Linked DNA regions of Homo sapiens: region 2 is linked to region 1. Evidence: read pairs that join two places in POLR2A ChIA-PET (ENCODE). Cell type or tissue: PC-9. All regions are shown on one strand. Each heading gives the region's core, and the rest is flanking DNA. Links, peaks and the distances in the headings are about the cores only.

The links. ChIA-PET counts read pairs that join two places held together with the same protein. Peaks named below come from ENCODE experiments on the same cell type or tissue, not always from the same donor. Only the 100,000 strongest peaks of a DNase experiment are listed, where the experiment ranks them.
Region 2: POLR2A ChIA-PET joins it to region 1 with 26 read pairs; 2 of 35 experiments call an interaction of 5 or more read pairs at or near these places.

The regions. Positions count from the first base shown.
Region 1 is chr5:37,371,563-37,386,534 of GRCh38, reverse strand. WDR70 (WD repeat domain 70) reads right to left here and starts at 7,217. Exons shown (of 18, transcript NM_018034.4): 1 at 7,143-7,217; 2 at 6,981-7,046; 3 at 4,850-4,933. The coding sequence starts at 7,167. In PC-9, for the core only: a CTCF peak has its summit at 7,283; a DNase peak (open chromatin) is centred at 7,324; H3K4me3 peaks cover 1,965 bases.
Region 2 is chr5:37,488,090-37,503,061 of GRCh38, reverse strand. The region is part of intron 8 of WDR70 (WD repeat domain 70); the gene reads right to left. Among named protein-coding and RNA genes, the nearest start is that of WDR70, 120 kb to the right of the region's middle. In PC-9, for the core only: a CTCF peak has its summit at 7,661; a DNase peak (open chromatin) is centred at 8,141.

The DNA of each region.
Region 1 (14,972 bases), core at 4,881-8,880:
CCAACATGGTGAAACCCTGTCTCTACTAAAAATAAAAAAGTCAGTCAGGTGGTGGTGGCACGTGCCTATAATCCCAGCTACTGGGGAGGCTGAGGCAGGAGAATTGCTTGAACCAGGAGGCAGAGGTTGCAGTGAGCCTAGATTGCACCATTGCCCTCCAGCCTGGGCAACTCAAAAAAATAAATAAGTAAATAACAACAAAAAGCCGACATAGCCAAACAAGACAATCCTTGTTCAAAACATGTTGTATTATATGCTTAAAATGGTAAATACAAGGTACCTATACTGTGATAGTACAAACATTCACTAAATTGTTTAAAACATTTGTAAATGCCTCAGATAGCATGTCTTTGTCCATCGTTTGAGGATATTAAAATTGTTTTTTGATGTGATGATATTGTGGTATAATATGAAATATATTTGGCCAGGTGCAGTGGCTCACTCCTGTAATCCCAGGACTTTGGGAGGCTGAGGGGGGCGGATCATGAGGGCAGGAGATCGAGACCATCCTGGCTAACAGGGTGAAACCCTGTCTCTACTAAAAATACAAAAAAAAAAAAAAAATTAGCCAGGCATGGTGTCCGGTACCTATAGTCCCAGCTACTCAGGAGGCTGAGGCAGGAGAATGGCGTGAACCCGGGAGGCGGAGCTTGCAGTGAGTCGAGATCGCACCACTGCACTCCAGTCTGGGCGACAGAGCAAGACTCTGTCTCAAAAAATATATATATATATTTGGTCTTTGTTTCAGGTTCCTGCCACAGAGCTTCTGAAACCCTTGGAATTTCCTAAGTGATAGGAGCTGTCTCTTGTTATTCATTAGAAGCCCCTTTGGATCCCACCTAAGTTTATGCTATTGAAGTGACTTAGTGCTGGACCCCTAGGCCTCAGGATGGGACTGCTGCTCACTTAAAAAACTGATGGGTTAGATAATTGGAACTTTCATCCCCACCCACCAATCTCTGGAGAAGCTGAAAATTAAGATCTGTAGAAATTTTTTTTTTTTTTTTTTTTTTTTTGAGACAGGCTCTCGCTTTTTTACTCAGGCTGTGATGCAGTGGCATGATCATAGCTCACTGCAGCCTCAACCACTGGGCTCAACTGACCCTCTCACCTCAGCCTCCCAAGTAGTTGGGACTACAGGTGTGCACCACCATGCCCAGCTAATTTTTGTAAGATTTTTTGAATGGGATCTCACTGTGTTAGCCCAGGTTTATCTCAAACTCCTGGGCTCAAGTGATCCTCCTACCTTGGTCCCCCAAAGTGCTGGGATTATAGGTGTGAGCCACTGCACCCAGCCTAGACACTCCTGAACCACTAGATGTGATTAGCTTCAGGGTAGCTGAACACAGGGGTATGCTGGGGAGTTGGTGCACCCAGAGAGGGCACAGAAGCTCTGCACCTCTCCCACCCCATACCTTGCCCAGTGCATTACTTCATCTGGCTGTTCATCTGTATCATTTATAATATTCTTTATAATAAACTGTTAAACGCAAGTAAAGTGTTTCCCTGTGAGCCGTCCTAGCTAATTATCAAACCAAAAAGAGCGGTCATGGGAACCCTGATTTATAGCCAGTAGATTAGAAGCACTGGTCACAACCTGTGAATTGAGATTAGTGTCTGAGTGAAGGCAGTCTTGTGGTAGTCTCCAGGCAGACGGTGTCAGAATTAAACTGAGTTACCGGATACCCAGTTGGAGAACTGGTTGATGTGTGGGGGAAAACTCCTACATATCTGGTGTCAGAAATAAAGTACTGGTTCACACCTGTAATCCTAGCACTTTGGAAGGCCAAGACAGGTGGATCACTTGAGCCCAGGAATTCAAGACTGGCCTGGACAACATGGTGAAATTTTTTTTTTTTTTTTTTTTTTTTTTTGAGACAAGAGTCTCACTCTGTCGCCCAGGCTGGAGTGCAGTGGCAAGATCTCGGCTCACTGCAAGCTCTGCCTCCAGGGTTCACGCCATTCTCCTGCCTCAGCCTCCCAAATAGCTGGGACTACAGGCGCCCGCCACCACGCCCAGCTAATTTTTTGTATTTTTAGTAGAGACAGGGTTTCACCATGTTAGCCAGGATGGTCTCAATCTCCTGACCTCGTGATCCGCCCCTCCCAAAGTGCTGGGATTACAGGCGTGATCCACTGCGCCTGGCCAACATGGTGAAATCTATCTCAACTAAAAATACAAAAAATTAGTGGGGTGTGGTAGCACCAACCTATAGTCCCAACTATTTGGGAGGCTGAGGTGGCAGGATTACCTGAGCCTGGGAAGTGGAGTCTGCAGTGAGGCAAGGTCATGCCACTGCACACCTGTCTAAGCAACAGCAGTGAGACCCTGTCTCAAATAAAAAAAAAAAAAAAAAAAAAGGGGGGAAAGTACTGAGAGGAGTGCTAGAGGATAGGAAACAACTTGGTTTTTCCTATCTCTTACAGGTATCTTGGTTAAGCTTTTTTTAAAACAATCCTTATCGTTTTAAGGTATATACAAAAATATTTATGAGTAAAATGATGTCCAAGATTTGCTTCGAAATCATCTGAAAGGGGAAACGAAGTAATGCTAGCCATGAACTGTTACAGTAGTTAAATCTGATTGATAGGTACATGGTAGTTCATGACTATACTTCCGTGTTTGAAATTTCACATAATAATGAAGGGTTTTGCTGGGTGCAGTGGCTCACACCTGTAATCCCAGCACTTTGGGAGGCCAAGGCGAGTGGATCACGAGGTCAGGAGATCGAGACCATCCTGCCTAACACGGTGAAACCCCATCTCTACTAAAAACACAAAAACAAAATTAGCCAGGCGTGTTGGCAGGCACCTGTAGTCCCAGCTACTCCAGAGCCTGAGGCGGGAGAATGGCATGAACCCGGGAGGCGGAGCTTGCAGTGAGCCAAGATCGCACCACTGCACTCCAGCCAGGGCGACAGAGCGAGACGCCATCTCAAAAAAATAACAATAATAATAATAATGATGGGTTTTGGCCTGGCACAGTGGTTCACACCTGTAATCCCAGCACTTTGGGAGGCCGAGGCGGGCGGATCACCTGAGGTCACAAGTCCGAGACCAGCCTGGCCAACATGGCGAAACCCCGTCTCCACTAAAAATACAAAAAAATTAGCCAGGCGTGGTGGTGGTCACCTGTAATCCCAGCTACTCAGGAGGCTGAGGCAAGAGAATCACTTGAACCCAAGAGGCGGAGGTCACAGTGAGCTGAGATCACGCCATTGCACTCCAGCCTGGGCGACAGAGCAGGCCTCCGTCTCAAATAAAACAAATAATGAAAGGTTTTTTTCAAAAAATAGTACATGTAGATGGCTTTCTTTTCACCACAAAAAGTTTTCTTCCAAAGACTGAAAATATTTTTTGTCAGGCACACTGCCAAATACTGGATATTGCTGCTGTACAACGTTTTATTTTTTATTTTAGTTATTTTGTTTTATATTTTATATTTTATTTTATCTTATTTTATTTTAAGATGGAGTTTTGCTCTTGTCGCCCATTTTATTTTATTTTATTTTTTTTATTTTGAGATGGAGTTTTGCTTTTGTCGCCCAGGCTGGAGTGCAATGGTGCGATCTCAGCTCACCACAACCTCTGCCTCCCAGGTTCAAGCGATTCTCCTGCCTCACCCTCCCTACTAGCTGGGATTACAGGGGCCCAACACCACACCCAGATAGTTTTTCTATTTTCAGTCAAGACGGGGTTTCACCATGTTGGCCAGGCTGGTCACGAACTCCTGACCTTACGTGATTCACCTGCCTCAGCCTCCCAAAGTGCTGGGATTACAGGCATGAGCCATTACACCTGGCCCATTGTTGGTCTTAAAATGATAAATTGGGCCGGGTGCGGTGGCTCACACCTGTAATCCCAGCACTTTAGGAGGCAGGCAGATCACAAGATCAAGAGATCAAGACCATCCTGGCTAACATGGTGAAACCCCATCTCTACTAAAAATACAAAAATTAGCTGGGCGTGGTGGCGTACACCTGTAGTCCCAGCTACCTGGGGGGCTGAGGCAGGAAAATTGCTTGAACCGGGGAGGTAGAAGTTGCAGTGAGCTAAGATCGCACCCCTGCACTCCAGCCCAGCAATAAAGCGAGACTCCATCTCAAAAACAAAACAAAACAAAACAAAAAAACAAAAAGCGGGGCACAGTGGTTCACGTCTGTAATCCCAGCACTTTGGGAGGCCAAGGTAGGCAGATCACAAGGTCAGGAGTTCGAAACTAGCCTGGCCAACACAGTGAAACCCCATCTCTACTAAAAATACAAAAAATTAGCTGGGCGTGGTGGCATGTGCCTATAGTCCCAGCTACTCGGGAGGCAGAGGCAGGAGAATCGCTTGAACCGGGGAGGTGGAGGCTGCAGTGAGCCGAGATCATGCCATTGCACTCCAGCCTGGGCAACAGGGCGAGACTCCATCTCAAAAAAAAAAAAAAACAACAGTGATAAGTAGCATAACAACATTCTTTTCTCTCTTTGTTCTCTGAGATGGAATTTCACTCTTGTCCCCCAAGCTGGAGTGCAATGGGGGTATATCAGCTCACTGCAACCTCTGCCTCCCGACTTCAACTGAAGCCACTGCCTCAGCCTCACGACTAGCTGGGATTACAGGCCCCTGCACCATGCCCAGCTAATTATTGTATTTTTAGTTGAGATGGGGTTTCACCATGTTGGCCAGGCTGGTCTCAAACTTCTGACCTCAGGTGATCTGCCCGCCTTGGCCTCCCTAAGTGCTGGGATTACAGGCATGAGCCACCGCGCCCAGCCAACATTCTTTTCTCTTTTTTAATATACTTGCATGAGGTATACATAGTACTTAAACCAATAAAAGAACAAATATCTGAGCTTCTTACCCAGTGTTTTGCGACTTCTTTCCACAGCTGTCCTTCGAGTTTGTTCAAACATTGCTTCCAAGTCAAATGTGCGAGCTTTTTTACCTAAAACATGAACAAATGGGAGACTGTGATTGTCTTGCAGTAAGTTGGCCAAACTTTAGGTGATCAATACTGATCAATAAACACTTACTTTGTCTAGTTTATAGCATGGCTCCAATATAACCATAATATATCACAGAAGAAGGAGTTTGAGTCACAGAAAACTTCTGCTGACAATCCCTTCACTAAGTACTATTAACCAGGCAACTTTCCCATCCTCCTCTAGATCCCTACCCTATGAAACAACAACACTGATGTGGGGAGGCAAAATGGAGAATGCCCCAAAAGTTACCCTTTGCAATATAATTAAGGTTATGGACTTTTAAATAGGGAAACTATCCTATTTGGCCCTTAAAGGCAAAGATGCAGAACAGCTATGGCAGAAGAAGTCAGAGAGATCCAATGTCTGAGAAGAATTTGAGGCATTATAGTTGGCTTGAAGACGAAAGGGGCAACATGAGAAGTAATGCAGGTACTTTAAGGAGCTAAGAGGGAAACAGAAATCTCAGCCCTCTAACAAGGAACTGGATGAGCATGGAAACATTCTCCTCCTCCCCCAGTAACTTTATCAAAACTCTTAAAATTTTCCCCTATTTGGCACAAACATATGGACAACTTTCTCACTCCTGAGTAAAGGAATGATGTACTAAAATGAAGGATTTATACCGGGTGGGGTGGCTCATGCCTGTAATCACTTTGAGAGGCTCAGGTGGGCGGACTGCTTGAGCTCAGGAGATTGATCAGCCTGGGCAACATGGTGAAACCTCGTCTCTACCAAAAGTATAAAAAATTAGCCAGGTGTGGTGGCACACATCTGTGGTCCCAGCTACTCAGGAGACTAAGGTGGGAGGATGGCTTAAGCCTGGGAGGAGGAGGCTGCAATGAGCGAAGATCGCACTAGTACACTCCAGCCTGGGTGACAGAGCGAGACTCCATCTCAAAAAATAAAAAAAGAATAGAAAAGGCTGGGCACAGTGGCTCACGCCTGTAATCCCAGCACTTTCGGAGGCCGAGACGGGCGGATCACGAGGTCAGGAGATCGAGATCATCCTGGCTAACACGGTGAAACCCTGTCTCTACTAAAAATACAAAAAAAAAATCAGCCGGGCGAGGTGGCGGGCGCCTGTAGTCCCAGCTACTCGGGAGGCTGAGACCGGAGAATGGCGTGAATCCGGGAGGCAGAGATTGCAGTGAGCCGAGATCTTGCCACCGCACTCCAGCCTGGGCGACTGAGCGAGACTCCGTCTCCAAAAAAAAAAAGAATGAATAGAGAAACTACAGAACTAGTATGTGTGAACACAACCCAAGGCCAATATGTGTAAGTCTACTGTTTAATTACTATCATAGAATTAATACACGCTGGTCAAAAGAAAACAAGAAGACCTTGAGAAAAGGTTCAGGGAAGTTAGAATCCCAATGTTTGGATGAACAGCATTTATAATTTTAAAATGGAAAATAAAGAGAAATCATTTTTCATGTATCAGTCTACTAAGTTTTGTTTTCATTTTTTAAATAATTTTCTTTTTAAATAATAATACCTACTCTGTGTTGGTAGGGATATGGTAAAAATGGCATTCTTAATTCTGTTAACTTTGGTATAACCTGGAACAAGTTTTTTGATGGGTATTACGGCAATAAGCATCAAGAAGCTTTAAAAGGCACATACCCAATTTTTCAGCTTTTTAAGTATTTATATTTCTGAATAAACTACACTCTCTTTTAGAAATCTACCCTACCGAATTACGTATTTTTAAAAATCCTCGTACAAATGCTGTTATTTACAAAAATGTTCATTTTAGCATTATTGGTGACTTAAAATTAGAAAAATCCTTTCTCTTCCTCTCTCTCCAGACTCTCATAACTGTCATCTGAGTTGGTTCCAACGGATAACGCAGAATAGAAGACAAATGGGAGAAGAATATTGACAAACTGCAAGGTATGCACCCGAGCTACAATAATTCCGAGTTGACAGCTCGATCTCCACTCCCACTCTGCGGATCTTCAAACCTCTGCACAAGGAAGAGGGTCTCTGCCTGGGGCAGTCACTCACCGAACCCCGTGAAGCCCATGGTGACCGCAAGCTGCGGGTCCGGTCCCGACGCGTCTGAGCCTGTCACTGGAGCAAGAGGAAAAGAGAGGCGGCCTAGTTAGTGCGGCGCCCCAGCTCCCCCGACACGGCCCACCCCGCCCGGACTCGCCTCATGAAACCCACCTTCGCTGGGCCCAGAGCGCTCCATGGCTGGCCGCACACCCCAGAACCAGCCACAGGGACAGCCCAAACAACTGCAGGGGAACTTGCCAATAACTTGCGGCAAATGCTGGAGGAAGTACCGCCTTCAAGCTACAGCGGCGCCGCCGAAGCCAAGAGCGGCGCCTTCCGCAGAGGGACCGCGGCTTTCTGCGCGGCACCGCCCTACCGGACAGGCGGGAAAGCGCCGCGCAACTCAGACCACTGGAGGGGAGAAGTAGTATCTGGAGTTTCTATAACATCCTTTCCCTTTTTTTTTTTTTTTTTTTAAGCCAGAGCCTCTGTCGCCCAGGCTGCAGTACAGTGGCGTAATCTCAGCTGACTGCAACCTCTGCCTCCCGGGATCAAGCGATTCTCCTGCCTCAGCCTCCCGAGTAGCTGGGATTACAGGTGCCGGCTAATTTTTGGTTTTTTGTTTTGGTTTGTTTTTTTTTTGTTTTTGTTTTTGTTTTGAGACGGAGCCTCTGTCGCCCAGGCTGGAGTGCAATGGCGTGATCTCGGCTCACTGCAACCTCCGCCTCCCGGGTTCAAGCGATTCTCCTGTCTCAGCCTCCCAAGTAGCTGGGATTACAGGCGTCCACCACCACGCGCAGCTAATTTTTTGTATTTTTAGTAGACACGACGTTTTGCCATGTTGGCCAGGCTGGTTTCGAACTCCTGGCCTCAAGTGATCCGCCTGCCTCGGCCTCCCAAAGTGCTGGGATTACAGGCGACACCCTTTGCTTTTTTTTTTTTTTTTTTTTTTTTTGAGGCAGAGTCTCACTCTGTTGCCCAGGCTGGAGTGCAATGGCGTGATCTCGGCTCACTGCAACCTCTGCCACCCAGGTTCAAGCTCTTCTCTTGCCTCAGTGTCCTGAGTAGCTGGGATTACAGGCGCCTGCCACCACACCCGGCTAATTTTTGTGTATTTAGTAGAGACGGGGTTTTGCTATGTTGGCCAGGCTGGTCTTGAACTCCTGACCTCAGGTGATCTGCCCACCTTGGCCTCCCAAAGTGCTGGGATTACAGGCCCCGTGCCACCGCGCTCTGCCTTTTTGTTGTTGTTGTTGTTGTTGTTGACTGAGTCTCCCTCTGTTGCCTTGGCTGGAGTGCAGTGGCGTGATCTCAGCTGACTGCAACCTCTGCCTCCCAGGTTCAAGCGATTCTCTTGCCTCAGCCTCCCGAGCAGCTGGGACTACAGGTGTGCGCCACCATGCCCGGCTATTTAGTATTTGAGACTACAGGCACCCGCCACCACGCCCAGCTAATTTTTTCTATTTTTAGTAGAGGCAGGGTTTACACCGTGTTAGCCAGGATGGTCTCAATCTCCTGACCTTGTGATCTGCCCACCTCAGCCTCCCAAAGTTCTGCGATTAAAGGCGTGAGCCACTGCACCTGGCCTGTCAGTCTAAAGTTTACAAGGCTAATCGTGTGCTCAGGATTGTCCTTCTTAAACAGAATGTGGGAGTTCAACACTTTAACGTTTAGAAGGTGGAGAAGAATCTCTTTCTTTTTGAGACAGAATCTCACTCTGTCACCCAGGCTGGAATGCAGTGGCACAATCTCGGCTCAATGAACCTCCACCTCCTGGGTTCAAGCGATTCTTGTGCCTCAGCCTCCTAAGTAGCTGGGATTACATGTGACCGCCACCACACCCGACTTTTTTTTTTTTTTTTGAGACAGAGTCTCGCTCCATTGCCCAGACTGGAGTGCAGTGGCGCGATCTCAGCTCACTGCAACCTCCGCCTCCTGGGTTCAAGCAATTCTGCCACAGCCTTGCGAGTAGCTGGGATTACAGGCCCTGCCACCACCCCTGGCTAATTTTTGCATTCTTAGTAGAGACAGAGTTTCACCATGTTGGCCAGGCTGGTCTCAAACTCCTGACCTCAAGTGATATGCCCGCCTCAGCCTCCCAAAGTGCTGGGATTACAGACGTGAGCCACTGTGCCCGGCCTAATTTTTGTATTTTTTGTAGAGATAGGGTTTCATCATGTTGCCCATGCTGGTCTTGAACTCCTGAGCTCAAGCGATCCACCCGCCTCAGCCTCCCTAAGTGCTAGGATTACAGGCGTGGGCCACTGCACACAGCCTATGAAAGAATATCTTATACCAAACCTTGTACCTTTGGCGCTAAGCTGGATAAGAAGTGAGCATCTGATCAGCCAAGTCCACTGCTCCCATATTATCGTTATAATCCACAATGACACATGGCTTCTTAGTTTTCTTTCCATCTGTTGTCTACTTCAATCACAGTATCATTGTGGAATATTGACAACATTGTGACTGCCTTGTTGTCACACCATTTCAGTGCCATAAGTTCACCATGGAATTAACATCACACATAGGAATGCTATGTTTTCTAGGATTTGACATTTTCAGCAGTCGAGAATTACTATATTTTGTAAATGGAAATTCCACTACTAAAAACAGAATGCTATAAATAGAATAATGTCTTTTGTTTCCAAAGTCAATATAATAGAGTGATGCAAAAATAATAAAATAGTAGACACAAACTTTGGGGGTTAAGTCGGGACTGTAATCTGTGAGTTATCTTGGGGTAAAGGCTGCAGCTGCAAGCACCATCAGAGAGTATTCTCAGGGAAAATGGGAAATGGGTTAACAGTGGGTAAATCTACGGTGCCTGTAGTGTATTCGTTTTTTTGTTTTTTTGGTTTTGATACAGAGTCTCGCTGTTGTTGCCCAGGCTGGATTGCAATGGCGCAATCTTGGCTCACTGCAACCTCTGCCTTCCAGGTTCAAGCGATTCTCCTGCCTCAGCCTCCTGAGTAGCTGGGATTACAGGCATGCGCAACCAGACCGGCCAATTTTTTTTGTATTTTTAGTAGAGATGGGGTTTCCCCATGTTGGTCAGGCTGGTGTCTAACTCCTGACCTCAGGCAATCTGCCGGCCTCGGCCTCCCAAAGTGCTGGGATTACAGGCGTGGCCCACCACGCCCGGCCAAATTCTTACAATTTTATGTTGTCTTAGCATTTATTTTGAATATAAGTTGGACTTTCTCATATCAGAAACAGGGTTCAGTCACCCTTGACACCGTTTCTAGTTCTACACCTCCTCCCAGTTCCTCAATGTGATCAATCCAGGTATCTATTGTGTAAAACTTCCTCCTGGTGCCCGCCTCCCCATAGGATAAATACATACAGCCTACTTCACCGGCCCTGCTGACACTGACGTCCTACATGGACTGTGCAGATATGCCACAGTGACTACCTCGGTCACAGCATGACTTCCAAGAACGGGGTGTCCAATCTTTTGGCTTCCCTAGGCCACAATGGAAGAAGAAGAATTGTCTTGGGCAACACATTAAATACACTAACAACAGCTGAGAACTTTAAAAAAATCACAAATCTCACAATGTTTTAAGAAAGTTAACGAATTTGTGTTGGGCCACATTCAAAGCCATTCTGGGCTGACAAGCTTGTCCTCAAATTTGTGCATGCTTGCTTTAAACCCACCAATTAAAGTGTGGGAATTCCTCTTGGGAAATCTATTTGGAAAACACCATGAACCCAATAAATGCATTGGCTCATGAGTCCCTCTTTGTCTTTCCCTGACTGCATTCCTTGACCTCCAGGTGCGCCAGATGCCCCGCCAGGCATGTAAGTAATAAAATCTTTGTTTATATCTGTGTTTCTACTAATCATTGAAGAAGCATGCTCTATCTTAAAATTCCTAAATTAAAACAGTCCCTTAAAATAAATCAAGGCAGTAGGATTCAAAATGTTGTAGTAGTCACTGTATTTTTCAGTTACATAGGCGTTGTAAGCAAAATCAGTTTCCCTTAGGAATATCCTTAATAAAGCCATAAACAGTATTCATTTCGTTAAACCCTGACCCTTAATTATACGTCTTTTTAACCTTCAGTATGACAAAATGAGAAGTAATCATAAAGTATGTTTTTAAAAAAATTTCTTACAGATGGGGTCTCACTGTGTTACCCAGACTGGAGTGCAGTGGCTATTTACAAGTTCAGTCATGAAGCACTTTAGCCTCAAACTCCTGGACTCAAGCGATCTTCCCCTGCCTCAGCTTCCTGAGTAGATGGGACCACAGGCATACGCCACCATGCCCAGCTAATGCATATCTAAGTAGAATGGTCATCGAAAAGAAAACCACTTGTAATTGAGTGGTTAGCTTTTTTCATGGAACATTATTTTTACCTGAAAGAATGACTCACAAAGTACAGTTGTTCATATTTAAGTATTTGGCAAACATTTTTTCAAAAATAAATGAAATGAGTTTATCACTTTAAGAAAAACAGGTCAGGCATGGTGGCTTACACGGGTAATCCCAGCACTTTGGAAGCCGAGGTGGGAGGATCACCCAAGGCCAGGAGTTCGAGACCAGCCTGGCCAACATGGTGAAACCCCGTCTCTACTAAAAATACAGAAAATTAGCCAGGCGTAGCTGGGTGCGGTGGCTCACGTCTGTAATCCCAGCGCTTTGGGAGGCCAAGGCGGGTGGATCACCTGAGGTCAGGAGTTCAAGACCAGCCTGACCAACATAGTAAAACCCCCGTCTCTACTAAAAATACAAAAAAATGAGCTGGGCATGGTGGTATGTGCCTGTAATCCCAGCTACTCGGAAGGCTGAGGCAGAATTGCTTGAACCTGAGAGGCAGAGGTTGCAGTGAACAGAGATCATGCCACTGCACTCCAACCTGGGCAACAAGAGCAAAACTCCATCTCAAAAAAAAAAAATAAAGAAAAGAAAATTAGCCTGTAATTCCAGCTACTCAGGAGGCTGAAGCAGGAGGATTGCTTGAACCTGGGAGGCAGAGGTTGCAATGAGCTGAGATCGCACCATTGCACCCCAGCCTAGGCGACAAGAGCAAAACTCTGTTTAAAAAAAAAAAAAAACTGACTGCACTTGTTGACAATTATTAAAATACTTCTTCTTTTTCTAAATATGTAACTGAGGCCAGTTTTTCCTTCTTTCTTTCTTTCTTTTTTTTTGAGACAGAGTTTCGCTCTTGTAGCCCAGGCTGGAGTGCAATGGCACGATCTCAGCTCACTGCAACCTCCGCCTCCCAGGTTCGGGCAATTCCCCTGGCTTAGCCTCCCAAGTAGCCGGGATTACAGGCTTGCGCCACCATGCCCCACTGATTTTTGTATTTTTAGTAGAAACGGGGTTTCACCATGTTGGCCAGGCTAGTCTCGAACCTCTGACCTCAGGCAATCCACCCGCCTCGGCCTCCCAAAGTGCTGGGATTACAGGTGTGAGCCAGCGCGCCTGGTGAGGCCAGCTTTTCTTAATATTAATATATTATACTTCAACTAAATAAGTCACAAAATGTTGACATGTTAGACAAAGTAGCAAACATAAAAAACCAAGTTTGCTCATTCTGCTTGCCAGCAGAATTTCACAAAGCCCAACTCAGTGACTAAGTATAGACTTCTAGAAGAATGCCCTGGAAACAATAAGCAGGTTAGAGCACAGGTTCCCACGTCTCTTGCTTCAATCAATGCATTTTTTAAAAAAAGGTAAGTTCAGTGTTCCTACCCCTTGCCTCTTCCAGTACATAAGATAGTGTCCCATAGGATTCATGATTATGCCTCTGTAATCTATAACCAGATGTACTCTTACACCCAAACTTTGATGAGATTTTGCTCTAATGTAATTTATGAGCTTTTTTTTTTTTTTTTTTTTTTTTTTTTAGAGACAGAGTCTCCCTTTATCAACCAGACTAGAATGCAGTGGCATGGTCATGGCTCACTGCAACCTGGAACTCCTGGGCTAAAGTGATGCTCCTGCCTCAGCCCACCAAGTAGCTGGGACTACAGGTCCACACCTGGCTGCCCAGGTTGGTTTTGAATGCCTGGCCTCAAGAGACCCTCATGCATAGGCCTCTCAAAGTGCTAGAATTACAGGTGTGAGTCACTATACCCAGTTTATGAGCATGTTTAATGTAATTTCTGAGCACATGCAGAGCTTCCAACCCCTGACATGTAAGCTGTGGGCTAAAAGCTACTTTGGAGCAGTCTTAACAGAAACTCTCTGAAAGGTTGCAATCCTGAGTCTGAATCAAACTGACTTTAATTCTTTAAAAGAGGGTTATTTTTCTTCAATTGACAGCAGATACAGATATGAGAATCCAGCCATCCGTTACTGAGCCAGACACTAAAGAGATTTGCAAAAATATGAAATAATCGCATTCTTCTCCCTGTTTTAGAAACTATAGTGATTTCTCATTTTAAAAAAGTGTTATATTAACATGGATTAAGCTTGGTATGCTTTTTTTTTTTTTTTTTGAAACGGAGTCTTACTCTGTTGCCCAGGGTGGAGTGCAGTGGCACGATCTCGACTCACTGCAACCTCTGCCTCCTAGGTTCAAGTGATTCTCCTGGCTCAGCCTCCTGAACAGTTGAGACTACAGGCGCACGCCACCACGCCCAGCTAATTTTTGTATTTTAGTATAGACGGGGTTTCACCATATTGGCCAGGCTGGTCTCCAACTCCTGAACTTGTGATCCACCTGCCTTGGCCTCCCAAAGTGCTGGGTGCTGGGATTACAGGTGTGAGCCACTGTGCTCGGCCTTGTTACTCTTTTAAATACAATGTTAAACATTTTAATTTTCAGTTTGAGTTATTCACAAATATTAATAGATGTAACCAACATGAAACAAAAACTCTCTGGAATCCTGAATAATTTTTAAGGGTATCAAGGGGGTCCTAAGACCAAAAAAATTCATAATTATCTGTTCTAGGGAAGAGGTCAGCAAACTTTTCCTGTAAAGTGCCAGAGTCCGTATTTAAGGCTTTGCAGTCTTTTGTAGAAATTACTCGGTTTAGCAGTTGTAGTGGGAAAGCATAGGCAATATGCCAATGAATTAAGTTAGTTAGATTACACTTTGGGGAGCTTTACTTCTATGCAGGAATATCACAGCAACGTTGTTGAATCTTCCAATTTATGGAGTTGAAAACTTTGTGTATTTTGTCTCAAATTAAAAACAAACTCGGTGCCAGACCACCACTTTTCAATCTATGGTCTACCAAATAAAGTAAACTCACAGCTAGAGACCCAACTGCCTATCTATATACCAATGATAAAAAATCCAGTTTTTCTTGGTATATTGGCTATGTCAAATTTTAAGTGTAGATTGGTAACATCAAAGAACTTTCAATTTTCAGAAATGTAGTCAAGTCTTTGAGGGAGTAAAAATGTAATTCAAATAGCAAAAGACCAATTTAGAGTAATTCAGTTATTGATTTGTGAAATTCTGAAGAACATAACTGGAAGCTTTCTTAGGTGAGATTCTAAATAAGAGCAGCTTTCTAAAAAGTGCTTTGATTTACCCACTCAGGTTGCCTTCTGTAGTAAATGAAGCCTCTTTTACCTCTCTGCTTTCTCCTATCCTGCTATAGTTTATACCTATCCAAATAGAAAAATTATAATGAAGCCCTTTGTCTCTGCTTGAAGCACCTTAAGGACAGGAAACACTGTGTTAGTTTGATAGTCCCAGCACCAGGCACAAGGCAAGTATTCAGTTTCTTAGGATTGTATGAACTCTTGGGTTCCTATCTCATACGAGTTCCTATACTAGCGCTGGGAATGGAAAGATGAATTAGAACTGTCTGCTATCTCTGCCACGATAAAAAGCACGGCAGCGGTCCACCTGCACTCAGCTTCTTCTTAAACACGTATTTTATACTAAGGGGCAACAAAGTCAAAAGACAGCGACACGCAAATGGAAAAGCCTGATGAATTCTAATTTACACTGAAGCCCGCGAAGAATATAGTGAGATACTGGTTTATATCCCTCTCTGTGACAGCGACCTACCAATTCTTAACTACT
Region 2 (14,972 bases), core at 5,810-9,809, 120 kb before region 1:
ACTGACCATGATAAAGTGGGTTTCATCCAAGGGATGAAGGAATGGTTCAATATATGTGATATAGTTTGTGTATTTGTCCCCAGCCAAATCTCCTGTTGAATTGTAATCCTCAGTGCTGATGGTGGGGCCTAGTGAGAGGTGTTTGGATCATGGGGGTGAATCCTTCATGGATTAGTGCTGTCTTTGTGATAGTGAGTTCTCACAAGATCTGGTCATTTAAAAGTGTGTAACAAGTCCCCGCTCACTCTCTCTCTCGCTTCTGCTTCCACCATGTGAAGTATCTGCTCCTGCTTCATCTTCTGCCACGAGTAAAAGCTTCCCCAGGCCTCCCCAAAAGCAGATGCTGGTGCCATGCTTCCTGTACAGCATGCAGAACCATAAGCCAGTTAAACTTCTTTTCTTATAAACTACCCAGTCTCAGGTATTTCTTTTCGGCAATGCAAGAGTGGCCTAATATGCAAGTCAATAAATGCAAATTCACCACATAAACAGAATTTAAAACAAAAACCATATGATTACCTCAATGGATGCATAAAAAACATCCGATAAAATGCCCCACAGCATCCCTTTATGATAAAAACAAGCAACAAACTAGGCACAGAAGGAATATACTTCAAAATAATAAAAGCCATATACGACAAATCCACAGCCAACATCATACTAAATGGGGAAAAGTTGAAAAGAATCCCCACCTCTCCCAAGAATTGGAACAAGACCAAGTTGCCCACTTTTACCACACTTCTATTCATCATAATACTGGGAGTCCTAGCTAGAGCAATCAGGCAAGAGAAAAAAAATAAAGGGCAACCAAACTGGAAAATCAAATTAAGATCTGATTCTCAAATCAATCCCTTTTACAATAGCCGCAAAAAATAAAAAAAAAGGAAACCTAGCAGTATACTTAACCAAGGAGGTAAAAGATCTCTACAAGGAGAACTACAAAACACTACTGAAAGAAATCACAAATGACACAAACAAATGTAAATATGTCCCATGCTCATCAATTGCAAGAACCAATATCATGAAAATGATCATACTGCCCAAAGCAATCTACAGATTCAAGGCAATTCCTATCAAAATACCAACATCATTTTTCACAGAATCAATCCTAAAATTCATATGGAACTAAAAAAGAGCCTGAATAGCCAAAGCAATTCTAAGAAAAAGAACAAATCAAGAGGTATAACATTACCTAACTCCAAATTATATTGACAAGGCTACAGCAACCAAAACAGCATAGTACTGGTATAAAAGTAGATATGCAGACCAACAGAACAGAATAGAGAACCCAGGAATAAAGCCAAATACTTACAACCAACTGATCTTTGACAAAGCACACCAAAACATAAATTGGAGAAAGAACACCCTATTCAATAAATGGTGCTGGGAAAACTGGACAGCCACAAGCAGAAGAATAAAACTGTATGCCTACAAAAATGAACTCAACATGGATTAAAGCAAACTTGTCCAAACCATGGCCCGGAATGGCTTTGAATGTGGCCCAACACAAATGTGTAAACTTTCTTAAAATACTACAAGATCTTTTTGCAATTTTTTTTAAGCTCATCAGCTACCATGTTAATATATTTTATGTGTGTCCCAAGACAATTCTTTTTTTTCCAATGTGGCCCAAGGAAGCCAAAAGACTGGACATCCCTGTATTAAAGAGGTAAATCTGAGACCTGAACCCATAAAAATTCTACAAGAAATCCTAGGAAAAACTTTTCTGGAAACTGGCCAAGAATTTATGACTAAGACTCCAAAAGCAAATAAAACAAAAATAAATAAATGGGAACTAATTAAACTTAAAAGCTTCTGCACAACAAAAGAAATAATCATCAGAGTAAAGAGACAACCCACAGAATGGGAAAAAATATTTGCAAACTATGCGCCCAACAAAGAAAGCACTAATATCCAGAATCTACGAGGAACTCAAACAAATCAGCAAGAAAAAAAAAATCCCATCAAAAAGTGGACAAATGACATGAAGACACTTCTCAAAAGAAGATATAAAAATGGCCTAGGCCAGGTATGGTGGCTCACGCCTGTAATCCCAGCACTTTGGGAGGCCAAGGCGGGCTGATCACCTGAGGTCAGGAGTTCAAGACCAGCCTGGCCAACATAGTTAAACCTTGTCTCTACTAAAAGTACAAAAAATTAGCCAGGTGTGGTGGCGCACACCTGTAATCCCAGCTACTATCCCAGCTACTCGGGAGGCTGAGGCAGGAGAATAGCTTGAACCCGGGAGGCAGAGGCTGCGGTGAGCTGAGATCGCGCCATTGCACTCCAGCCTGGGCAACAAGGGTGAAACTCTGTCTCAAAAAAAAAAAAAAAAAAAAAAAAAAGCCAACAAATATATGATAAAATGCTCAACATCACTAATCACTGGGGGAATGCACATTAAAACCAAAATGAGATGCCACCTTAGTCCAGCCAGAATGGCCATTATTAAAAAGTGAAAAAACAATAAATGTTGGTGTGCATGTGGTGAAAAGGGAACACTTATACACTGCTAGTGGAAATGTAAACTAGTACAACCTCTATGGAAAACAATATGGAGATTTCTCAAAGAAGTAAATCTACCGTTCGATCCAACAATCCCACTACTGCGTATCTACCCAAAGGAAAAGAAGTCATTATATCAAAAAAACACGTGCACACTTATGTTTATTGCAGCACAGTTCACAATTGCAAAGGTATGTAACCAACCAAAATGCCCATCAATTGATGAGTAAATAAAGAATATATGGTATGTATACACCATGAAAAAATACCCAGCCATAAAAAAGAACGAAATAATGTCTTTTGCATCAACTTGGATGGAGCTGGAGACCATTATTCTAAGTGAGGTAACTCAGGAATGGAAAACTAAATACTGTATATCCTCACCTGTAAGTGGGAGCTAAGCTATGGGTACACAAAGGTATATACAGTGGTACACTGGAAACTCAGAAGGGCCTAAGGAGAGGAATGAGGGATAAAAAAACTACATATTGAACACAATGTACACTACTCAGATTATGGGTGCACTAAAATCTCACACTTCACCACTGTACAATTCATTCATGTAAATAAAAACCATTTGTACCCCAAAAGCTATTGAAATTTTTAAAAATATTTTTAAAAACACAATCTATAAAGAAAAAAATTGATAAATTAGAATTTGTTAGAATTTTTAAAACTTCTGCTTTACAAGGTGAATGAACAGAAAAGCCACAGACTGACTCACGCCTGTAATCCCAGCACTCTGGGAGGCCAAGACAGGTGGATCGCTTGAGCCCAGGAGTTCAAGACCAGCCTGAGCAAAATGCCAAACCCGTATCTATAAAAAATACAAAACATTAGCCAGGAGCGGTGGTGTGCACCTATAATCCCAGCTGAGGTGGGAGGATCGTTTGAGCCCAGGCTGGCGAGGCTGCAGTGAACCGAGACGAGAGAGAGAGAGAGAGAGAGAGAGAGAGAGAGAGAGAGAGAATATTTCCAAATCACATATTTAAAAAAGGACTTAAGTTGAGAATATATATATTTTTAAAAAAAAACTGAAAAACAAACATTAACAAAATGAACACTTCTCTCTTCCCCAATCTGAGCAGAAAAAAATTGAATATAGACACTTCATTAAAAAAAGATATGAGAAAGACAAACACAGGCCGGGTGTGGTGGCCCATACCTGTAATCCCAGCACTTTGGGAGGCAAAGGTGGGCAGATCACTTGAGGTCAGGAGTTCGAGACCAGCCTGGCCAACATGGTGAAACCCCATCTCTACTAAAAATACAAAAATTAGGCAGGCATGGTGGTGGACACCTGTAATCCCAGCTACCTGGGAGGCTGAGGCAGGAGAATCACTTGAACCTGGGGAGTGGAGGTTGCAGTGAGCCGAGACTGCACCACTGTACTCCAGCCTGGGTGAGACAGCAAGACTTCATCTCAAAAAAAAAAAAAGAATGACAAACATGAAAAGATGCTCAACATCATTCATCATGGGGGAATGCAAATTAAAACAACAATGGGATCCCACTAAACACCTATTTGAATGGCTAAACTACCAAAAACTAACAATACCAATTGCTAGTGAGGCTACAGAGCAACGGAAACTCTCATTCATTTCTGGTGGGAATGTAAAATGGTCTAGCCACTTTGGAAGACAGTTTCACAGTGTCTTATAAAGCTAAATACAGTCTAACCACACGATCAGCAATCACACCCCTAGGTATTACTGATTTGAAAACATGTTCACACGAAACCTACACACAAATGTTTGTAACAACTTTCTTCATAAAGTTTTGTTGGTAAGACATATTTTGCCAATGGTACAGATGTGGGGTGTGAGGGAAAAGGGAGAAGTCAAGTTTAACTTACAGGTTTTTGACTTCCTCAACTGGTGAATGGCAATGCCATTTACTGAGAAATAAAGACAACCAACTGCAGAAGGAATAGGTCTAGGAAGAAAAGTCACAATTTCCTTTTTTGACATGTTAAGGTGAGATACATCTAAATTTGTCAAGTAGGTAGTTGGTAATACTGGGCAGGTGAGAAAATAGAGTAAAATCTGTAAATTTGTATGTAATTAGTGTCTATACATGATATTTAAACTCATGTATCCAGAGGCAGAAGCATAATACAAAAGAGGGCTCAACACTGAGCCCTGGGATATTCCAATATTTAGAAGTTGAATAGAAAAGGAGGAGTGAAAAAACAAGAGTGAAAAGGAACATACAGTGAGGTAAGAAGAAAACCAAGAGAGCACCGTAAATTCAAAGTCAAGTAAAGAAGCTGTTTCAAGGAAGTGACTGTAATCAGCTGTGTCAACTGCTACTGAGAGTTACAGTATTACCAGAGCTGAGAACTGACCATCAAAGTGCCATGAAATTATTTTCATAAGCAAATGAATAGAGTGCCATGAATAGAGAAGTAAAATTCATCTCAATTTTGTGCAACCAGCCGGGTGCAGTGGCTCACGCCTGTAATCCCAGGACTTTGGGAGGCTGAGACTGGCAGATCACTGGAGACCACGAGTTCAAGACCAGCCTGGACAACATGGCGAAATCCCACTTCTACTAAAAATACAAAAATTAGATAGGTTTAGTGGAGCACGCTTATAATCCCAGCTACTCGGGAGGCCGAAGCATGAGAATCACTTGAACCCAAGAAGCAGAGATTGCAGTGAGCCAAGATTGCACCACTGCACTCTAGCCTGGGTGACAGAGTGAGACTCTGTCTTAAAAAAAACAAAAACAAAACAAAAAACAAAACAAAAAAAAATCTGTGCAACCAAAGTACTGAAAAATAAAATGATTTAAATCCAAAGGATTTCTAAGGGTCCCATTAATCTCTTTTGAAAGTAGAAATTTGTCAGCCTATGCTTAAGAAAAAAAATAATTAATTAAAAAAAGAGAAAAAGAAAATACCTATTATCGAGGGCAAACAACTTCAGGGCAAAGAAATAGCTCATTGTACTCCCTCCAAGTTCTCAGTATAGATAAATTTGGGCTGAAGGCCAGATTGCATGTGGAAGGAAAGGAAAGGGAAGAGGGAAGGGAAGGGAAGAGGGAAGAGACGGGAAGAGGGAAGGGAAGGGAAGAGGGAAGGAAAGGGAAGACGGAAGGAAAGGGAAGACGGAAGGGAAGGGAAGAGGGAAGGGAAGGGGAGGGGAGGGGAAGGAAAGGGAGGGAAGGGGAGGGAAGAGAAGGGAAGAGGGAAGGGAAGAGAAGGGAAGAGGGAAGGGAAAGGAAGGGAAGGGAAGGAAAGGGAAGGGAAGGGAGAAGGGAAGGGAAAAGGGAGGGAAAAGGGAGGGAGGAAGGGAGGAAGGGAAAAGGGAGGGAGGAGGGAGGGAGGACGGAGGAGGATGGAGGGAGGACGGAGGCAGGGAGTGAGGGGGGAAGGGAGGGAAGGAGGGAGGGAGTGAAGGAAGGGGAGTGAAAGAAAAGAAAGAAAATAATTTATAGTGACTAGCAGTTAACAGGGATCTGGTCTGATTTTTGCCCCATTAGATATCTGCCTCTGAGCAAGGAAAACAGTTCATGATTTGCAATAAAAGAAACATTCCAATAATCCAAGACATGCCCAGCCTTTGAGGACTTAGATCCTAAACTACCTTGTCTTCCCCAATCCTGTACACTACACCACACTCTCAGTCTCCTCCTCTGCTTAACTAAGCTCCATCTCCACTGACATCTCTGCCTAGTCTCTTAATCCAATGCATAGCCTGCTTATCTCCCAGTCAGTTCCTAGTTTACCAGCTTCCTCTCCTCATTCCCAGACTCAGGAATTCTACAGATGGCTGCTACTCAATTCCATCCTTAGAACCATACTTCTTGTACTTTGTCTAAACAGCAACCCAACAACTCACTCAACCCATGCAGGTCTTAAAGGCAGACCCCAGAAAGCAGATCTTTTACTGATATTTATTGATTAGAGTTGAAATGTCATCTTGAAATAGAAAGGATACTTTTTAATAAAAGAAAACTACCCCTATTGCAGAAGACATTAGTGAGTCCGGAATTGGTTCCTTCTGGTGGGTTCTTGGTCTCACTGACCTCAAACATGAAGCCATGGACCCTCGCGGTGAGTGTTACAGTTCTTAAAGATGGTGTGTCCGGAGTTTGTTCCTTCAGATGTTCAGACGTGTCTGGAGTTTCTTCCTTCCAGTGGGTTCGTGGTCTGGCTGACTTCAGGAGTGAAGCCACAGACCTTCACAGTGAGTGTTTACAGCTCATAAAGGTAGTGCGGACCCAGAGTGAGCAGCAGCAAGATTTATTGTGAAGAGTGAAACAACAAAGCTTCCACAAGGTGGAAGGGGACCCTAGCAGGTGGCGGCAGCTGGCTGGGGTGGCCAGCTTTATTCCCTTATTTGGCCCTGCCCACATCCTGCTGATTGGTCCATTTTACAGAGCACTGATTGGTCCATTTTTACAGAGTGCTGATTGGTGCATTTAAAAACCTTTAGTTAGACACAGAGTGCTGATTGGTGTTTACAATCCTTTAGCTAGACAGAAAAGTTCTCCAAGTCCCCACCCGACCCAGAAAGTCCAGCTGGCTTCACCTCTCATTAGGATAAAAGGACATGTGGTCACCTTTACTGTTAAGTACCCAGAATAAGAACACAGATAGTAGGTTAAACAGAAAAAACCTACAAGACTGTGAATGTTGTTTCTTATTTGTAAAGACAGGAGCATGACAAAGGCAATGGGAATGTTAAGTGCCCTTGTGTTAAAACAGTGACCAAAATTAGTCATAACAAAATGAAGTTCAACTAAGGATTCTTAAATGGGTCTAAACAGATTCAGTACCATGGCTAACATTAGTGGAACAATTTTTAAAGAGACACCTATTAAAGAACAGTTAGTGACTAAACACTTTTTCACCAAATAAACTACTTTTTCTCTCTTCTTCTCTTATCTAAACATAGGCACTCCTGAAAAATATCTCTTCCTTTATTTAACAGCCTTAACTGGAAATAGCCTAGAAGAAAGAATTAAGCAACTATTTATTTCTCATAATATGCTATACTTTGAGAGAGGACATTAATTATCCATGACCAACACTGGTTTCCTCAAAACACACACACACACACGCACACACACAGAGAGAGAGAAAGAGAGAGAGAGAGAGAGAGAGATTGCTGATAATCTGTCTGTAATCTGTCTGTACTCTTGTGGCTACCCCAATGACAAGTTATAAAAACAGCTCCCTTTGTAACAGTGCCATCTGTAGTTACTGAATGATAGTACCCATGTCTTTGGCATGTTGAGCTAACAAAGCCTACCCCCAAGAAGAGACGAAATGCAGCAGAAAATAGTAGGGAATATACTGGGAACTCAGATCCAAAAGTTCTTCTTAACTAGAGTCCATTCACCACCTTTCAGGAATTATCAAATCTCCTGAAATGGTCAACAAAATTTTGTGTGAATACATTTTGCTGGGGAGAATACTCACAGCTTAAATTCAGGAATCTGCACACATTTTTTCTAAAGGGTCAGATCACATTTTAGGCTTTGTGGGCCACATGCTCTCTGCTATAACTGCTCAACTCTACCACTGCAATTCAAAGGGAGTCACAGGGAATAGTAAATTAATGGATGTGTCTATGTTCCAATAAAACTTTTATTTACAAAAACAGGGTGGTGGCTGGATTTGCCCCAAGGCCATGGTTTGCCAACCCTAACACACTCTTAGTCATTTGCTTGCATAAATCAAGGATTCTAAAGTCCAAGTCTAATTCCTGAGTAATTTTAATATCCATTTGAATACCTCAAAAACAAATTCAATCTTCCTTGGCCTACTCAATTCTGATGACTTGTTACAAGATATTTCAGCAGTGCCAACTATGGCTAATTCTGCCACTACCATGAATGGTCATAATATGCTTCTAAAATCCTGAACTCTCAATATTTACTGATTTCACAAATATTTATCACCAAATATGTTTTAGGCTCTAGATATCACACTTACTGGCCACACAACCTCCTATCTTGCAGTTTTTTGAATTCTTAAATTTTCAATATCCTAAACTTGAACCACTCTCTCAGCATAATCCTGAGTGTCCTTTTGTTGAATCTACAATGAAGTGCTTTTATTCCAAAATAACCTCCCCCGTTCTCCCCCACAGTCACCGTAGTCCATCCAAATACCTAGGCTCCTGAATAAGACTCAATAATAGGATATGAACACGCAGAATGATTGTTTCTACAAATTTACATTTTGTAGCCCGTAATACTTCCATAATTCTTCCAGTAATGTTTCTCTCACAACCATCAACAGCTGTTCTATGTCTTTACAATTCTACTGAAGGCCCTATCCCAATATCTCCCAATACAAAACTAGGAAATGTCTCTGCTAATAGATGGAGGCATTATTCATTTCCTATCTAAAGCTACCACTTGTAAATACAGCTGCATATGAGCTCATTCTTATCCCTTCCATTCCCAGTGCAAAAGTACTCCAGCCAGACGTGGTGGCTCACACCTGTAATCCCAGCACTTTGGGAGGCCAAGGTGGGTGGATCATTTGAGGTCAGGAGTTTGAGACCAGCCTGGCCAACATGATGAAACCTCATCTCTAATAAAAATACAAAAATCAGCCAGGCATGGTGGTGGGCACCTGTAATCCCAGCTACTTGGAAGGCTGAGGCAGGAGAATTGCTAGAACCGAGGAGACAGAGGTTGCAGTGAGCAGAGATCACGCCACTGCGCGACAGAGTGAGACTCCATCTCAAAAAAAAAAAAAAAAAGTATTCCTTCCTCCTACCCAAAAGCTAACTCCTGCTCTTTGTTTGATCACAATCCCTAACAACTCCTCAAGGACTTTCATCATTACTTAATATGTTTGGTTTTTACAGAACTGCATTAGTTTTCTATTGCTCTGTAACAAATTACCAAAAACCTAGGGACTTAGTACACCCCCGATTTATTACCTAACAGCTGCGTAGGTCAGAAGTCTGGCACAACGTAGCTAGATTCTCTGCTCAGGATCTCACAGACTGAAATCAGGATGTTAGTAGAACTGTACTATTTTCTAGAGGTTCTGGGAAATAATCTGCTTCTAAGTTTATTCTGGTTGCTGGCACAATACAAGTTCCTTGTGGTTGTAGAACTGTGATCCCTATTTGCTTGCTGCCTGTCAGCTGGGGCTACTCTTAGCTTTCTAGACCCTATGTGCAATCTCCATTAGATGCAACATGAGAAAGATTCTCCTTTGCTGACCCTGAAGATGGAGGGAACTATGTGGCAAGGAATGCATTAGGAATGCTGACCTAGTAGCGTGCAGTCTTACTGACACCCTGATTTCAGTCTGTAAGACCCTCAGCAGAGAAATGTAGCCACATTGTGACAGACTTCTGACCTAAACAGCTGTTAGGTAATAAACTGGGGGTGTCCTAAGTCCCTGGTTTTTGGTAATTTGTTACAGAGCAATAGAAAATTAATGCAGTTCTGTAAAAAACAAACATATTAAGTAATGATGAAAGCCAAACCCACAAATCTTTGCAAAACAACCTGTTCTTTATCTATAGCTGTTGTTTAACTTGTTAAGGAGCAATACTCTTAAGTTTCCTAGAGATCACCTGGTTTGGTTAAGAAGATCTGTGAGGCACGCCCTTAATTTCTTGGAAGAGTCCAGTGTGACTGAATACTCTCATCTTTTGATCTTTCTGAAGTTATTATACAGCCACATCCCTGGCTTTCTCCATACCATGCTTTCAGAAGTTATTGCTATATGTTAGCATCCTTTGTCATCTTGATAGGCTAAAAATTAACTAAATCATCTAGTCTTGGTTCCCTTTTAACAAAACTTCCCTTGGTTTTCTCATATTTTACTATACGGAGCAAGAAGAAACCAGGCAGCACCTTCAACATTTTGCTTAGAAATCTCCTTGCCTATATATTCAAATTCATCATTCACAAGTTCTGGTTTCATCTTCAAAACCAGCAGCAGAGAATCTCCCTGACATCAAGTCCCTCCTACACTTAGAATACCTTTTGCCAGGAAGAGCCCAACTGCTTTTAAGTGCTCACCTGATGAGGCTGGATCCACTGAAGACAATTTTCTTTCTTAAAGTCCATTGTGTCACACAATGTAATCATAGGAGTGACTAGCCCATTATACTTATAGTTCAAAACTACATTCAAGGAGAAGTGCAGGGACTCTTAGGAGCCATCTTAGAATTCACCCTACAACAAGAGCTTTGGGTGTAGCAATTCTGAAACTACTTTCCATGTACTGTAACACTGAACAAATGAGTAAATATAATTATAATGTTAAAAGCCATGTTCTTCACTGTTGGAGAAGTGAATTACGAATATGGAACGGGAAAAGGCTAGAAAGTTGGATTAGAATTAGATGTATCCAAATGAACTCATAATTTTTTACTTATTTTAATTTTTGGATTGGTTTATCTCCCTCCTAGCTTTGTCTTTTGAGGCTAGAAGCAATGACACCCAACAGCAATGAATATAACCAGAGTACCAAATCTTAATTTCTAAATTGACTTCCCTGTTGAATGAAGCCATGGATCACTAGAAAAGTAGGTAGGATCAAATTAGGGAAAGTATAAGATGACCCTGGAACATCTTGTTGTGCCAAAATGTAAGAAAGTACTCCAAAAATGATGGGGACATGTCAAAAGCGCAGAAACCAATGTTAAGAAGTTTCTATTAAAGTTTCTGTAAATATTTAGAAAATGGAAAGAAATAAAATGTACTTCAAATCATTCAATTTTTTAGTTATATCTATTATTAATACCTTAAGTTAACAGTTTTCTTTTGCTCAAGAAAACAAAAATAAACCCAGAACAGTTATTTTAATAAAAATTAAATATTTTAAGTTCTTAAGAGAAAGTATTCACCAGTAAAAAGACATGACTAATATATTTCATCTCCAAATAATAAGTGCCATTTTTTTGGAATAGCTGGGTATCAGAATGACTACACGTACTATTCAAAAATAAATAAAACATCTGAAAACTCTTCTAACTTCCATGACTAAGATCCGCTAATGGAGATATCTCCCACTAAAATGTCCAAGCATTCTGAGGTATCCTGAACCTGCTTTCTCCACCTTAGTCATGTAATTTAAAAATAAATGGCAGAGAATTGCTTTCATGTTGAAAAGAAAAAGAGTTGAAGACAATCCTGGAGAAAGGCACTGAACAATATCAGCTCTAGATGAACTGATAAAAGAAAGCTTATGGGGGACTTCAAGATGGCTAACTAGAAGCACCAGACACTCACCTCCTCTACAAAGAAAAGCTTAATGAGTAGATAATCACACTTCAAATACAGCATCAAAGAGAGAATGTTGGAATTCAGCAGAGAAGTGACAGGCACTGAAGAAAGCAAGGCACAGAGCCCAGCCAGGACCAGCTGGGAGCCCTAAGAGGCTCCTCAGTGTGGGGAAAAGGTGAGTAAAAGATTCCCAGCATCCACATTCTCCCTGTAGATACCTGCAATCCTAGCCATAGCACAGTCCCTTAACCCTGACAAGCTGAGACTGGTATAAACAAGCTTCTAAAGAGGAAGCTCACAATAGGTTCCACGCACACCTGGAAACCCAAGCACCTGCAGCATGGCACGAATTTGAGAGCCCAGACCCCACCAGTCTGTTTTCTTTCTGGGGCCAAACAGTACCTGCATCTCCACATCCCTGGAGGCCCCATGACATCCCCTCATACCCACTGAGAGGGTTGTAGCACATGACACCAGTTGGACCCAGCACAGCAGAAATATCCCCAGCACTCTGGATCACACAGCATCCAGTACACTGAAGAAAGGACAATCCAGAGCCCTGTGGATGCTGCCTCTAGGACAAAGGGAGCCAAAGCCCAGACCCACCTGCCTCAGGTCACTGCCACTGAGAGTAACCTTGCCCACCTACCCCCGGCAACAAAGCCCCAGCACACCCGCACATGCTCTAAGGGCAGGCTCTCCCTGCCTGCTGCTGCAGCCAGGGACCAGAGCCTAAGAATCACCTGCCTGGGGCAGGTACCACAGACAGCAACCCTGCTACCCACAACAGCAGGACTGTGGTACATGTGCCTTGAGGACAGGCTCACCCTAGCCAATGCAGCCAATGCCACAGGGAATAGGGGAAGTGGAGACAAAGCATGTGCTCTCCAGAGACTGAGATGTATCTGCCTGGGATGGCTACCACTGGCATCAATCTCCCTCACCACCACCCCCACCACCTCTGTCATTGAGCCTTCCCCTTAGCAGAGCTGTTCATTTCCACATGCCCTGAGGATAGACTCTCCCTGCCTACTACTGCTGCTGCAACCACCACCCAAGGACACTATCCAGGACATGTTGATCACCCTGCCCTGCCCAACACAGCCTGCATTTGTGCACAACATCAGAGGCCTTAAGGACAAGCTCACAAGGTCTGGCACCAGCAACCCCAGTGCTCTCTATCACACTGCCCAGGGGCCTATGGATTCCCCTGCACCATCAGTCACCTCAGGCACATGCACATAAGGAGACCAAACAGCCCCAGAATGCCTGCCGCACCATAGCACGCCATCTGAAGGCCTAGGAATTGCCCCCGTCCCACCTACCACAGCCTATACCCATTTGGACCATCAGGGGGACCTGATGACAGCCCCAAAATGCCTGACACTGGGGGGAAGGGGGAGGGATAGCATTGGGAGATATACCTAATGCTAGATGACGAGTTAGTGGGTGCAGCGCACCAGCATGGCACATGTATACATATGTAACTAACCTGCACATTGTGCACATGTACCCTAAAACTTAAAGTATAATAATAAAAAAAAAAATGCCTGACACTGTCACCCCCTGAGTGCCCTACCACACCACCCTAGACCTGACAATGTCACCCCAACCAAGTGCCCTACCACACCACCCTACCATATAGCCTAGGATTGCTGTGCCCCACTGGTCACTCCAAGCAGGAGTGTGTACTACCAGATGGCATAATAACAGGCCAGAAAACCTACTGCCAGTGCCTAAGCATGCCATCTAAAGGCCTGGGGGTTCACCCTGCCCAGTCTACCACTGCTTATATCTATCTACACCCCCTAGGGGCTGGAGGACAAGGTTGCTCAGCCTGCCACCACCACCAAACCTGGCACCCAGCTATGTGTACCACCTGGGGGTCTGAAGACCAGGCTGCCCAGTCTGTCACAGCCACCACTAACAACAGTGTGTGCTACCTGGAAGCCCAGGTGTTGCCCTGCCACTATACTGCCATCACCAACACCATGCACAATGCTCAGGGGCCCAACCCACCCACTCAACTCACCACTGCCACTACTGGCACCTCAAAAAGCCACCTGGAGGCTCAAATATCAGCCTGTCTGAACCTACTAACACCAGTGCTCATATACTGTGCGCAAGGGCCCAAGAACAGGGACATTCAGCCCAACATTGCCACCACTGGGGCCAGAAGACTGGCCCACCTGGCATTGCCACACCTAATTAAACCTCACCACAGCCTCCACTAACAAATTCACCTAAGCCTCTGAGGAAAACACAGACACCACTGACAGGGTTTAAAGCCAAAGAAGTCATATGGAGACTACACTACTACACAAATCCAGAATCAATGCTGAAGCGCCCTACCTAACCAACACCATAGATACATCTACAGGAAAAAATATTCCTCTATGAAAGCCAATCCAAAAAACTGGAAGAAGTAACTGTTACAAGAGTTGCACAGATAACAATGTAAGAACACAAGAAACACAAAAAAGCAAGGAAAAGTGACACCTCCAAGGGAACACAATAATTCTCCACCAACAGATTCCAGCGAAAAGAAAATATGAAATGTCTGAAAAAAATTCGAAATCGTAGTCTAAAAGAAGCTCAGTGATATACAAGAGAACACAGATAAACAATACAAAGGAACCAGAAAAACAATTTGGGATATGAATGAGAATTCACCAAAGATAAATAAATTACAAAAACAAAATCTTAGAATAATTCAATAAACGAAATAAAAAATACAACTGAAAGCTTCAACAAGAGACTAGATCAAGCACAAGAAAGAATTTCAGAACTTGAAGACAGGTCTTTCCAAACAGTCCAGTTAGACAAAAAAAAAAAAAAGTAAAGAACAAAAAAGAATAAAGAAAGCCTACATAATGTATGGGACACCATAAAGCAACCAAATATCTGAATTGTGGGTGTTCCAGGAGGTGAAGAGATCAATGGCATAGAAAACCTATTTAATAAAATAATCGTTGAAAACTTTTCAAGTCTAACAGGAGACTTAGACATACAGATACAAGAAGATAGCAGATTCCCATATAGATACAACCCAAAAAGGTCTTTTTAGTGGCACATTATAGTCAGATTGTCAAAAGTCAAAGACAAAGAGGAAATTCTAATAACAGCAAAAAAAAAAAAGTCTAGTCACATATAAGACCACACCCATCAGACTTAACAGTGGATTCCTCAGCACAAACCTTATAGGCCAGAAGAGAATGAAATGATATTGTCAAAGTGCTGAAAGGAAAAAA